2 separate regions of the Homo sapiens genome follow, and region 2 is linked to region 1. Evidence: read pairs that join two places in POLR2A ChIA-PET (ENCODE). Cell type or tissue: B cell. All regions are shown on one strand.

Region 1 (5,000 bases):
ACCATACTCCTGCCTCAGCCTCCCGAGTAGCTGGGACTACACGCCCGGCTAATTTTTTGTATTTTTTTTAAGTAGAGACGGGGTTTCACTGTGTTAGCCAGGATGGTCTCGATCTCCTGACCTCATGATCTGCCCGCTTTGGCCTCCCAAAGTGCTGGGATTACAGGCGTGAGCCACCGCAACCGACCCCCCCAACTTTTTTTTTTTTTTGAGACGGAGTCTTGCTCTGTTGCCCAGGCTGGAGTACAGTGGTGCAATCTTGGCTCACTGCAAACTCCGCCTCCAGGTTCAAGCAATTCTCCTTCCTCAGGCTCCCAAGTAGCTGGGATTACAGGCGCCTGCCACCGAGTCTGGCTAATTTGTGTATTTTTAGTAGAGACGGGGTTTCACCATCTTGGTTAGGCTGGTCTCGAACTCCTGACCTCGTGATCCACCCGCCTCGGCCTCCCAAAGCGCTGGGATTACAGGTGTGAGTCACCATGCCCTGCCCTGTCTAGCCCTTTTAACTTTTCATAGGGGCTCACTCAAATCTATTCTCCCTCCATTCCCTGAACATAGCAGTGGGGCCAGTGGGGCCCATTCTTAGGGAAGCTCACAGCTGTCCCAGAGCCAGGGGCCCTTTAGACCAGTAGTCCCCAACCTTTTTGGCACCAAAGACAATGTTTCCACGAATGAGGGGTTGGAGGGATGGTTTCGGGATGATTCAAGCGCATTACTTTTATTGTATACTTTATTTCTATTATGATTACATACTCACCATCATGTAGAATCAGTGGGAGCCCTGAGCTTGCTTTCTTGCAACTAGATGGTCCCATCTGGGGATGATGGGAAACAGTGACAGAACATCAGGCATTAGATTCTCATAAGGAGCACGCAACCTTGATCCCTCACGTGAGCAGTTCACAGTAGGGTTTGCGCTCCTATGAGAATCTAATGCCCTGCTGATCTGCCAGGAGGTGGAGCTCAGCGTGGCTCACAGGCCCTGCTCACCTCCTGCTGTGCAGCCAGTTCCTAACAGGCTATGGACTGGTACTGGCGGCCAGGGGCTTGGAGACCCCTGCTTTAGACGCCTTGATGTCAATGCACTGGGTGGTGCAGTGATGGTCCATCCGTGCTCCACGGGCCAGAGAGGAGGTCAAAGGCCCTCACTGTGTGGGAGGATCCCTCGCCCAGGTAGCCGTAGCAAAGCGGAAGCATAGCTGGGACCAGAACCCACCGGGCTTCCAGCGTTTAAGGCCAGCCAGGCCCCTCCAGCTTCTAGGAGAGCCCAGCCCTGCTCCTCTAAGGCAAATGGCAGTAACTGTGTAGGCTGGTCACCCCTCACCGCAGTAGCCTGACTCCCACAAGGCCCTCAGTGACAAAGAAGTTGCCCTGGGCCCAGATACGAGCAGGAGCCCCATCTTAACAGCAGCTGTGAGAGGGTAAACCGGGGGATGACATCAAGCCCACGGCAGGGGCCGGGTGCTCAGGCCCCTCTATCAAGAAGGGGCAAGAGGCTGGGCACAGTGGCTTACACCTGTAATCCCAACATTTTGGGAGGCTGAGGCGAGAGGATCACTTGAGGCCAGGAGTTTGAGACCAACCTGGCCAACATGGTGAAACCCCGTCTCTACTAAAAATACAAAAATTAGCCAGGCCTGGTGGCGGGCACCTGTAATCCCATCTTACTAGGGAGGCTGAGGCAGGAGAATCGCTTGAACCCGGGAGGCGGAGGTTGCAGTGAGCCGAGATCGCGCCATTCTGGGACAGAGCGAGACTCTGTCTCAAGATTAAAAAAAAAAAAAAAAGAAAAGAGGAAGCAGCAGCAGCAGCAGCAGCAAGAGGAATTTCGAGGCCTTTCGCCCAACGCCTGGCGCACCTTAAGCTCTCAACAGTTCTTGAATGAGGAGTAGCATCTCGGAGCCACGAGCGTGCAGAGAGAAGGCACCTGGAGGAGAGCCCCAAGGGACCTGCAGGCGGCTTGCAGCGCAGCGCACGCCCCTGGGGACGCTGAGTCAGAGCCGGCGGCATCGGATCCAGGGCGGGGAGGGGCTCGGGGGAAGGGAAAAATGCGGGTGCGGGGGGCGTGGTTTCGGGTAGTGGAGGGGAAGGATGCGGCCGGGGGTGGATTTGGGGTGGGGAGGGATGCGGGGAGGAGCCAGGGCGCAGGAAGGGAGCTCTGGAACCCCTAGAGGGGAAGCAAGCTGGGAGGGGCGATCGTGGACTCCAGGAGGGCAGGGGGCGCGGCCGTGGGAAGAGACCCGGAGAGGGAGGACGCGGCCGTGGAGAGGGACGCGGGAGCAAGGGGCGGCGGGAGGAGGAGGAGGGCGCGCGGCGCGGCTGACGTGGGCCGGGGTCGCGCAGCGGGCTGTGGGCGGCGGCGGCGGCGCGCAGCGACAGAGCGTCCCCCGGCGAGGACGAGCGAGCACGGCGCCCGCACCTCCCCGCACCGCCCGCGCTGCGCGCCCGGAGGAGCGACCGCCGCAGTTCTCGAGCTCCAGCTGCATTCCCTCCGCGTCCGCCCCACGCTTCTCCCGCTCCGGGCCCCGCAATGGCCCAGGCAGTGTGGTCGCGCCTCGGCCGCATCCTCTGGCTTGCCTGCCTCCTGCCCTGGGCCCCGGCAGGGGTGGCCGCAGGTAAGGCGCTGGGCAATCCGGCCTCCCTGCAGCCGCAGCCCGCCCGGGGCCTGGAACCGTCTCAGCGGGCGAGTGGGCCCGGGAGCAGGGATTGCGGAGGTGGCACCGTGCGCCCTGCGCGCATCTCCCTCCTCGGCTGAGGCCACTGCAGCGCCCTTTCCCCTCTCCTTTCATCCTTGTTCCCCAAAGTCGCCTGGGCACTGGAGGGGGCTCCCCGCACCCCCTGGATTCCTGCTTCCACCCCCCCAGGCTGGCCCTGCCCTGGAAACCGCGCGGGGGTGGCCGGCGCATCCGTCGATGCCTGGGGACCATGCACCCGCTAAGGGAGGGGAGGACGAGGCAGGGAGGCGGGGATGCGCCAGGGTCCGTCATCGCGCCACAATTCCCCAGTCCCCCAGGGAGCACGGGATGGGCAACGTTTTTGCCTTAAAATGTCGCCTCATCTAGAGGGGTTTCCCACCGTGTTGGTGCTGGCTTTGGGGAGATGCGAATTTAGAGCCCAGGAGGCCAGGCTGCCATTTCCTCTCTGGTGGTGATTTCCAAAATGGACCCGGAGCTGACAGGTTCCTGGGGTGTGTGTGTGGGTGGGGGAGTGGGGGAAGCAGGGTTGTGTGTCTACTGCCCCCACTTCCCCACCGCCAGAAAGCCAGCACCCACCTCTCTGCCACATTTTGGGAACCATAAAAGGACCCAGATTTAAGACTATTCGAGGGACAGATGGGACGTGGGCAGCTAAGAAGGTTGAATACTATCCACCACTTTTCACCCCCTCCCCCCTCATAAAAGAGCGGTGGAGAGAGAGAGCAAGGGATCTAATGAAAATTTGTGAAAGAAAAACCATGAGGTCAAAGAAAACCTGCAACTCAGGGATGAATTAGACGAATTTTATGGGAATTGCACTTGGACAAGATTACCTATTTCCTCCTGGAAATACAGGAAAGGGGTCTCTTGTCCATCAGGTTGATTTGTGTCAGAGATTTTCAATGTGTCCTAAATTGCAAAAGAAAAAGAAAATAATAACAAAAGTGAATTAATTATTTGGAAATCATGTGTGGTTCCCATTCTAGCCAATTGCACCCTTGATGTGGTCAAAATCACAGTGGCTAAGAGTGGAGTTGGGAAACATCTTCTCCCTCACCCGTCGGGGAGACTTTTCTACCCTTCCCCTTTCTGGAGTCCATGAATCAGGGATTTGTAAGTCAGAAGTCCATGTACTGGACTATTAATTAATTCTGGGTTGTGTTATCCAGACTTTAGAGGTACTCTTTGGAAGTGTTTTGGGTAGTCTGCATATTCTGTGTGAAAGGACTGGTGTAGCCATTTTCTAGAATGTTCAGGGCTGCACATGCTGTGTTGCTGGAAAAGGTAGGTGTTTCTTCCATGGGCCAAGCTTTGGGGTGAGTGCCCCATCTCTTTTTGCTTTTGCCCCTTGAGCTCTGGGTGACTTGGGGGGCCCTTGGAGTCCCCTAAACCTCTGCCTTGGCTGCTCCATACCCCAACTCCATGTCACATGGACTCCCAAACATGGAAAGATGAATTTGTTTGTTTGAGATGCAGTCTTGCTCTGTCACCCAGGCTGGAGTGCAGTGGCACAATCTTGGCTCACTGCAACCTCCACCTTCTGGGTTCAAGAAATTCTCCTGCCTCAGCCTCCCAAGTAGCTGGGATTACAGGCGCCTGCCACCACACCTGGCTAATTTTTGTATTTTTAGTAGAGATAGGGCTTCGCCATGTTGGCCAGGCTGGTCTCGAACCTCTGGCCTCAGGTGATCCACCTGTCTCAGCCTCCCAAAGTGCTGGGATTACAGGTGTGAGCCACCACGCCGGCCTGGAAAGATGAATTTGGTGGGTAGAGCACCAGGCCCTGTGATTGGTTCCTTCAGCCACATTTGGCAAAGGCTTCCTGGTCCATTTCCACCCTGGATGTCCTGGCCATCCCTGAGACCCCTGAGGAACAGGGGCAGCATCACCCAGGGGCTGTGACACACCTGATTTTGAAAAAACAGACTGAGAAAAAGTGTCCTTGGAGCTGGCAGGTGGTGGTGGGGGAGTCGGCGGGCTCCCATGAGCTGGGCCAGTGTCTGCAGCAATGTCTGCAGCAGACACAGCCCCTCCCTGCCCCCCATCCCCCCTCCCAGTCCCAGCTGGCTGCCCTCCTGATCCATTCCCCTGGCAACCGATCTGCGTGATAACATGCGTCTGTCTCACTGCAGATGCTGTTTGGCCATTAGCATGCAGCCGAATGTCCCTGCTACCTGCCAGCCTCGCTCAGGCCCACGCTTCTCAGCTGGGGTGGCAGGGAGGGGATGGGGAGGAGAGGGGTGCCAGGAGTTAGGGGGATAAGGGAGGAGGTGGTCTCTCATCCATGCACCTCTCTGTCCACAG
Region 2 (5,000 bases), 550 kb after region 1:
GAGGGTCCCAGCCATCATGCAGATGGTGTGAACTACGGGGTGACAGTCCCAGCCAGCGTAAAGATGGTGTGAAATGAGCGAGGGCCCCGGCCAGTGTGAGGATGATGTGAACTGTGTGGTGAGCGTCCCCAGCCAACATGCAGATGGTGTGAACTGCGGGGTGATGGTCCCAGCCAGTGTAAGGATGGTGTGAAATGAGTGAGGGTCCCAGCCAGTGTGTGGATGGTGTGAACTGCAGGGTGAGGGTCCCAGCCAGCATGCAGACGGTGTGAACTGAGGGATGAGGGCCCTGGTCAGCATGAGGATGGTGCGAAGTGTGGGCATGGGACCCCGGCCAGCAGGAGGATGGTGTGAACTGGTGTGGGTGTGGGGGCCCCAGCCAGTGTGAGGATGGTGTGAAGTGAGGGTGTCAGGGCCCCGTTGAGCCACACACAGTGGAAGTGTGAGTAAAGGCAAACTGTGTGACAATTCGTGTGGTGCCACAGTAAAATAAGCACAGCCATTTAACTTACAGGCAACTCTAAAAAGATACCAAACAGAACACAAGAATAAATTAGAGTCTTTGGAGAAATCCCAAGCTGAGTTGAAGAAGATCAGAAGGAAAAGCCAAGGAAGCCGAAACGCACTCAAATATGAACACAAAGAAATTGAGGTGAGCTTTTCAACAATATCTTGTTTTCTTTTGTTGTTGACAATTTGCACAGTTTAAGAGGAGGTTAGCCGGGTGCGGTGGCTCACGCCTGTAATCCCAGCACTTTGGGAGGCCGAGGCAGTAGGATCATATGAGGTCAGGAGTTCGAGACCAGCCTGGCCAATGTGGTGAAACCTTGCCTCTACAAAAACTAGCTGGGGTGATGGCAGGTACCTGTAGTCACAGCTACTCGGAGGCTGAGGCAGGAGAATTGCTTGAACTTGGGAGGCAGAGGTTGCAGTGAGCCGAGATTATGCCACTGCACTCCAGCCTGGGTGACAGAATGAGACTCCATCTCAAAAAAAAAAAAAAGTTTTGAAGTTGATCTCATGGAAGTGGGGAGTAGAATGATGGTTACCTGTCATTCTCTAGATAGCTGAGGATGGTCATTGTGTTGACTGGGGAGTGGATGAAGGAGAGGTTGGTTAATGGGTCCAAACATACAATTGGATAAAAGAAATAAGTTCTAGTGTCCAATAGCAGAGTAGGGTGACTATAGTTAACAGCGATGCATTATTTCAAAATAGTTAGAAGAGAGGTCTTGGAATGTCCCCAACACATAGAAACAATAAGAATTTGAGGTGATGGCCACCCAAGGACCCTGCTTTGATCATTATCACATGTGCCCTATAAATATATAATCTATCAGTTTTTAAAAATAAGCATTTTGACTGAGAGCTGAAGGCTGTAGAGTTTCCCTGAGTTAAGTATAATTAATCAGTGACCTCCTGCCAAAACATGGGCTTTTTATCCTGGCTCTGAAAGAAGAAGGGACTCTCCATGATCAGTGTTACTATTCCCATTGTACAGATGGGGAAAATGAGGCTTAGGTTAAATCATATTTTATTACTCCATTTTCATGCTGCTGGTAAAGACATACCCCGAGACTGGGCAATTTACAAAAGAAAGAGATTTAATGGACTCACAGTTCCACATGGCCGGGGAGGCCTCACAATCATGGTGGAAGGGAAGGAGGAGCAAGTCACGTCTTACATGGATGGCAGCAGGCAAAGGAGAGCTTGTGCAGGGAAACTCCCTTTATGAAGCCATCAGATCTTGTGAGACTTATTCACTATCACAAGAATGGCATGGGAAAGACCTGCCCCCATGATTCAATTACCTCCCACCAGGTCCCTCCCCAAACACATAGGAATTACGGGAGCTACAATTCAAGATGAGATTTGGGTGGGGACACAGCCAAAGCATATCACCTATTGTTGGCATTTGGAACTGGGTTTGAACCTGGAACTTTCTGGTTCCAAAGCCCGTGGTGCTTTCCAGTAGGACACGATCATATCTCTGAAGTACAAAGTAATATTTGTGCAAATTGCCCCGTGGGAATGTCAAGCCCTTGGGCAACTTCTCTCTGCACACGAGTCAGGGACCTCAAGGAGAACGATGGTATCTACTTAGGTCAGGTTACAGCATTCTTTCCTCTCATGTATTTACTCTATTATTCAAATAAAGCAGGTGTAAAGATGGCAGAAGATAAACGTCAGGCTGCACGCTATCTGATGCTCATGTCATGCTTATATAATTATTATTATTATTATTTTTTTTTTTTTAGTATGTGGAGACCGTTACTTCTCGTCAGAGTGAAATCCAGAAATTCATTGCAGATGGTTGCAAAGAGGCTCTGCTTGAAGAGAAGAGGCGCTTCTGCTTTCTGGTTGATAAGCACTGTGGCTTTGCAAACCACATACATTATTATCACTTACAGGTGGGTGTGGTGGCAAATTGCCTTGAGCGTATTAATAACTTTATTTCATATTTAAATGCCCCAGAAGGCTGGGCCGTGGCCCACGCCTGTAATCCCAGCACTTTGGGAGGCTGAGGTGGGCCTGGGCAACATGGCAAAACTCTGTCTCTATAAAAAATAATAAAAAAAAAACTAGCCAGGCATGGTAGCATGTGCCTGTAGTCCCAGCTACTCAGGAGGCTGAGGTGGGAGGATCCCTTCAGCCTGGGAAGTTGAGGCTGCAGTGAGCCATGATTGTGCCACTGCACTCCAACCTGAGCAACAGAGCGGGACCCTGTCTCAATCAGTCCATACGTACAGAGATATACACACATGCACGCCACTCACCTTCCACACATGCCCAATATAAAGCAGTGGGCCATTTTGCCAATGAAAAGATTCCAGAGAAACTGTGTTTGGCCAACTTGAACATATAAACTTATAGAAATACAGCTGAAATGGTCAAACGTCCATGTATAATGTTTAATAAATTAATAATACATCCATATTTAAAGTCCTTCATAAAATAATGCTTCATCATTGAAAAATAGCACATGTTTGCTCTTCTCACCTGCGAGTCAGCTTTCCCCAGGCCCTTTCTGATGTGTCCTCAGCATCAGTGTCTTCACCATGGCTGCTGGTGAGTCCCAGCGGGCCCAGGTCTACCCCACCTGGGCGATTTGAGATGCTCCCTTCATGGGTCCGTGTCCGGGGGTCACGGGCAGCTCTGCCCCAGCCCACGGGCCCCCATTCACGCGCATCAGGACAGCTGGGCTCAGTGATGCGTTCATTCCTCTTGGTGGTATTGGTTCCTGGTTTATTCAACTGAATGACCTCATCACCCTCCTTCCAACACACACAGCTGTGAGGTTCGAACCCCCAGGAATCATGATGCAACACATGTCACATTTCCTTTCCTTTGTTTTAAATTATGAACTCTGTTGGGCCTTTGTAAACATCCAAAACTAGCACTGGTTGAGGTCAGAAATTCATTGTTGTTCATAGTAAAGTTAGAGAGTGTTCCAATATAGGAGAAGCTTTGCAAGAGCTTGAATATAAGTCAGCTTTGTCTTTGTTTTAAAGGAAAAATACTTTGGCCTTGTATGTATGCAAATGTTGTATTTTCTATAAACTTTTTACAACTTTAAGGAATATTCAGGACTGCGCATGGTGGCTCACGCCTGTAATCCCAGCACTTTGGGAGACCAAAGTGGGTGAATCACTTGAGGTCAGGAGTTTGAGACCAGCCTGGCCAACATGGTGAAACCCTGTCTCTACTAAAAATACAAAAATTAATCACATGTGGTGAGCACCTGTAATCCCAGCTACTCAGGAGGCTGAGGCAGGAGAATTGTTTGAACCCAGGAGGCTGAGGTTGCAGTGAGCCCAGATCACACCACTGCACTTCAGCCTGGGCAACAGAGCAAGACTCTGTCTCAAAAAAAAAAAAAAAAAAAAAGGAAGAAAAAGGAGTATTCAGCTCCCTAAATAAGATTTAAAATTAGTACAGCAGGCCAGGCACAGTGGCTCATGCCTATAATCCCAGCCCTTTGGGAGCCCAAGGCAGGAGGATCACTTGAGCCCAGGAGTTCCAGACCAGCCTGGGCAGCATAGCGAGACCCTATCTCTACCAAAAAAAAAAAAAAAAAGTTTTAATTAGCCAGTTGTGGTGATGTGCATCTGTGGCCCCAGCTACTCAGGAGGCTGAGGTGGAAGGATTGTTTGAGCCCAGGAGTTCGAGGTTGCAGTGAGCTGTGATTGTGCCAGTGCACTCCAGCCTGGGTGACAGAGCCAAAATCCTCTCTCAAAAAAGCAGAAGAAAATGGTTACAGCAAAGGAAATAGTTGCTGTATTAGGTGATCACTTTTGTCAACAGCATGTCTGTACTAGTTTCGGGAATGTAGAGTTCACTTTAGAATCTTCTCTTCCCAGAGTGAGGGCATCCTGTGGCACCAGGGTCGCAGGCTGGAGAGGACAGAGGTGACCTTGAGGTTCTCTTCCTGCGTGATATCCCCACCGTGTCATGAGGCAGCCTAGCACCTTTTCAGGGAGCTCCAGTTATCAGCAGAGTCTTTCTTAGACTTAACCATCGGTCCCAGTAATGCTTTCTAGAGTGACGCAGACCAAATCTGCTCGTTTCTATGCTGGAAGTTTCTTCGAGTATCTGAAAACTGGTTTTGTGGCTTCCCTTAATTCAGCTAAAGCGCCTCAGTCCTTTCTGTGGAGTTGGGATGAAGCAGGCCCAAGCAGCTGGTCCACGGTGCTGCAGAGTGTCAGGGTGACAGTTGGGGGTGGGGTGACAGTTGGGGGTGGGGTGGCATTTGGGGACAGGGGTGGTGTGAGGGGGTCTTTGCCCTTCCCCAGGACTGACATCAGCCCCCCACCACTCTTGATAAACTCAGAGGCTGAGTAAAAGCAGTGTGACTGCCATGCACACAGCCGCAGGACAGGCTCCTGCCTCCCCTTTCCCAACCAGAGTGCTCTTCAGAAAAGGTGCTCACTGGAAGCGCTTGGGGGGCCTCTGAGAATCCAGTTGTCAGGAGCAGAGCCAGGCTTGTGGGTGCTGGAGGG

What was found. ChIA-PET counts read pairs that join two places held together with the same protein. Peaks named below come from ENCODE experiments on the same cell type or tissue, not always from the same donor. Only the 100,000 strongest peaks of a DNase experiment are listed, where the experiment ranks them.
Region 2: POLR2A ChIA-PET joins it to region 1 with 6 read pairs; 3 of 35 experiments call an interaction of 5 or more read pairs at or near these places.

The regions. Positions count from the first base shown.
Region 1 is chr7:98,867,392-98,872,391 of GRCh38, reverse strand. It overlaps TMEM130 (transmembrane protein 130), which reads left to right and starts at 2,378. Exons shown (of 8, transcript NM_152913.3): 1 at 2,378-2,615. The coding sequence starts at 2,531. RefSeq lists enhancers at 2,308-2,893, 2,894-3,480. In B cell, no CTCF peak of the experiment used is centred here; DNase peaks (open chromatin) are centred at 1,311, 1,931, 2,471 and 2,741; H3K4me3 peaks cover 1,510 bases; H3K27me3 peaks cover 1,890 bases.
Region 2 is chr7:98,312,871-98,317,870 of GRCh38, reverse strand. BAIAP2L1 (BAR/IMD domain containing adaptor protein 2 like 1) reads left to right here. Exons shown (of 14, transcript NM_018842.5): 6 at 515-652; 7 at 2,259-2,411. It also overlaps a transcript of BRI3 not described here. Among named protein-coding and RNA genes, the nearest start is that of BRI3, 34 kb to the right of the region's middle. RefSeq lists an enhancer at 1-258 and a silencer at 4,866-5,000. In B cell, no CTCF peak of the experiment used is centred here; DNase peaks (open chromatin) are centred at 2,390 and 3,190; H3K4me3 peaks cover 2,153 bases; H3K27ac peaks cover 1,278 bases; H3K27me3 peaks cover 1,275 bases.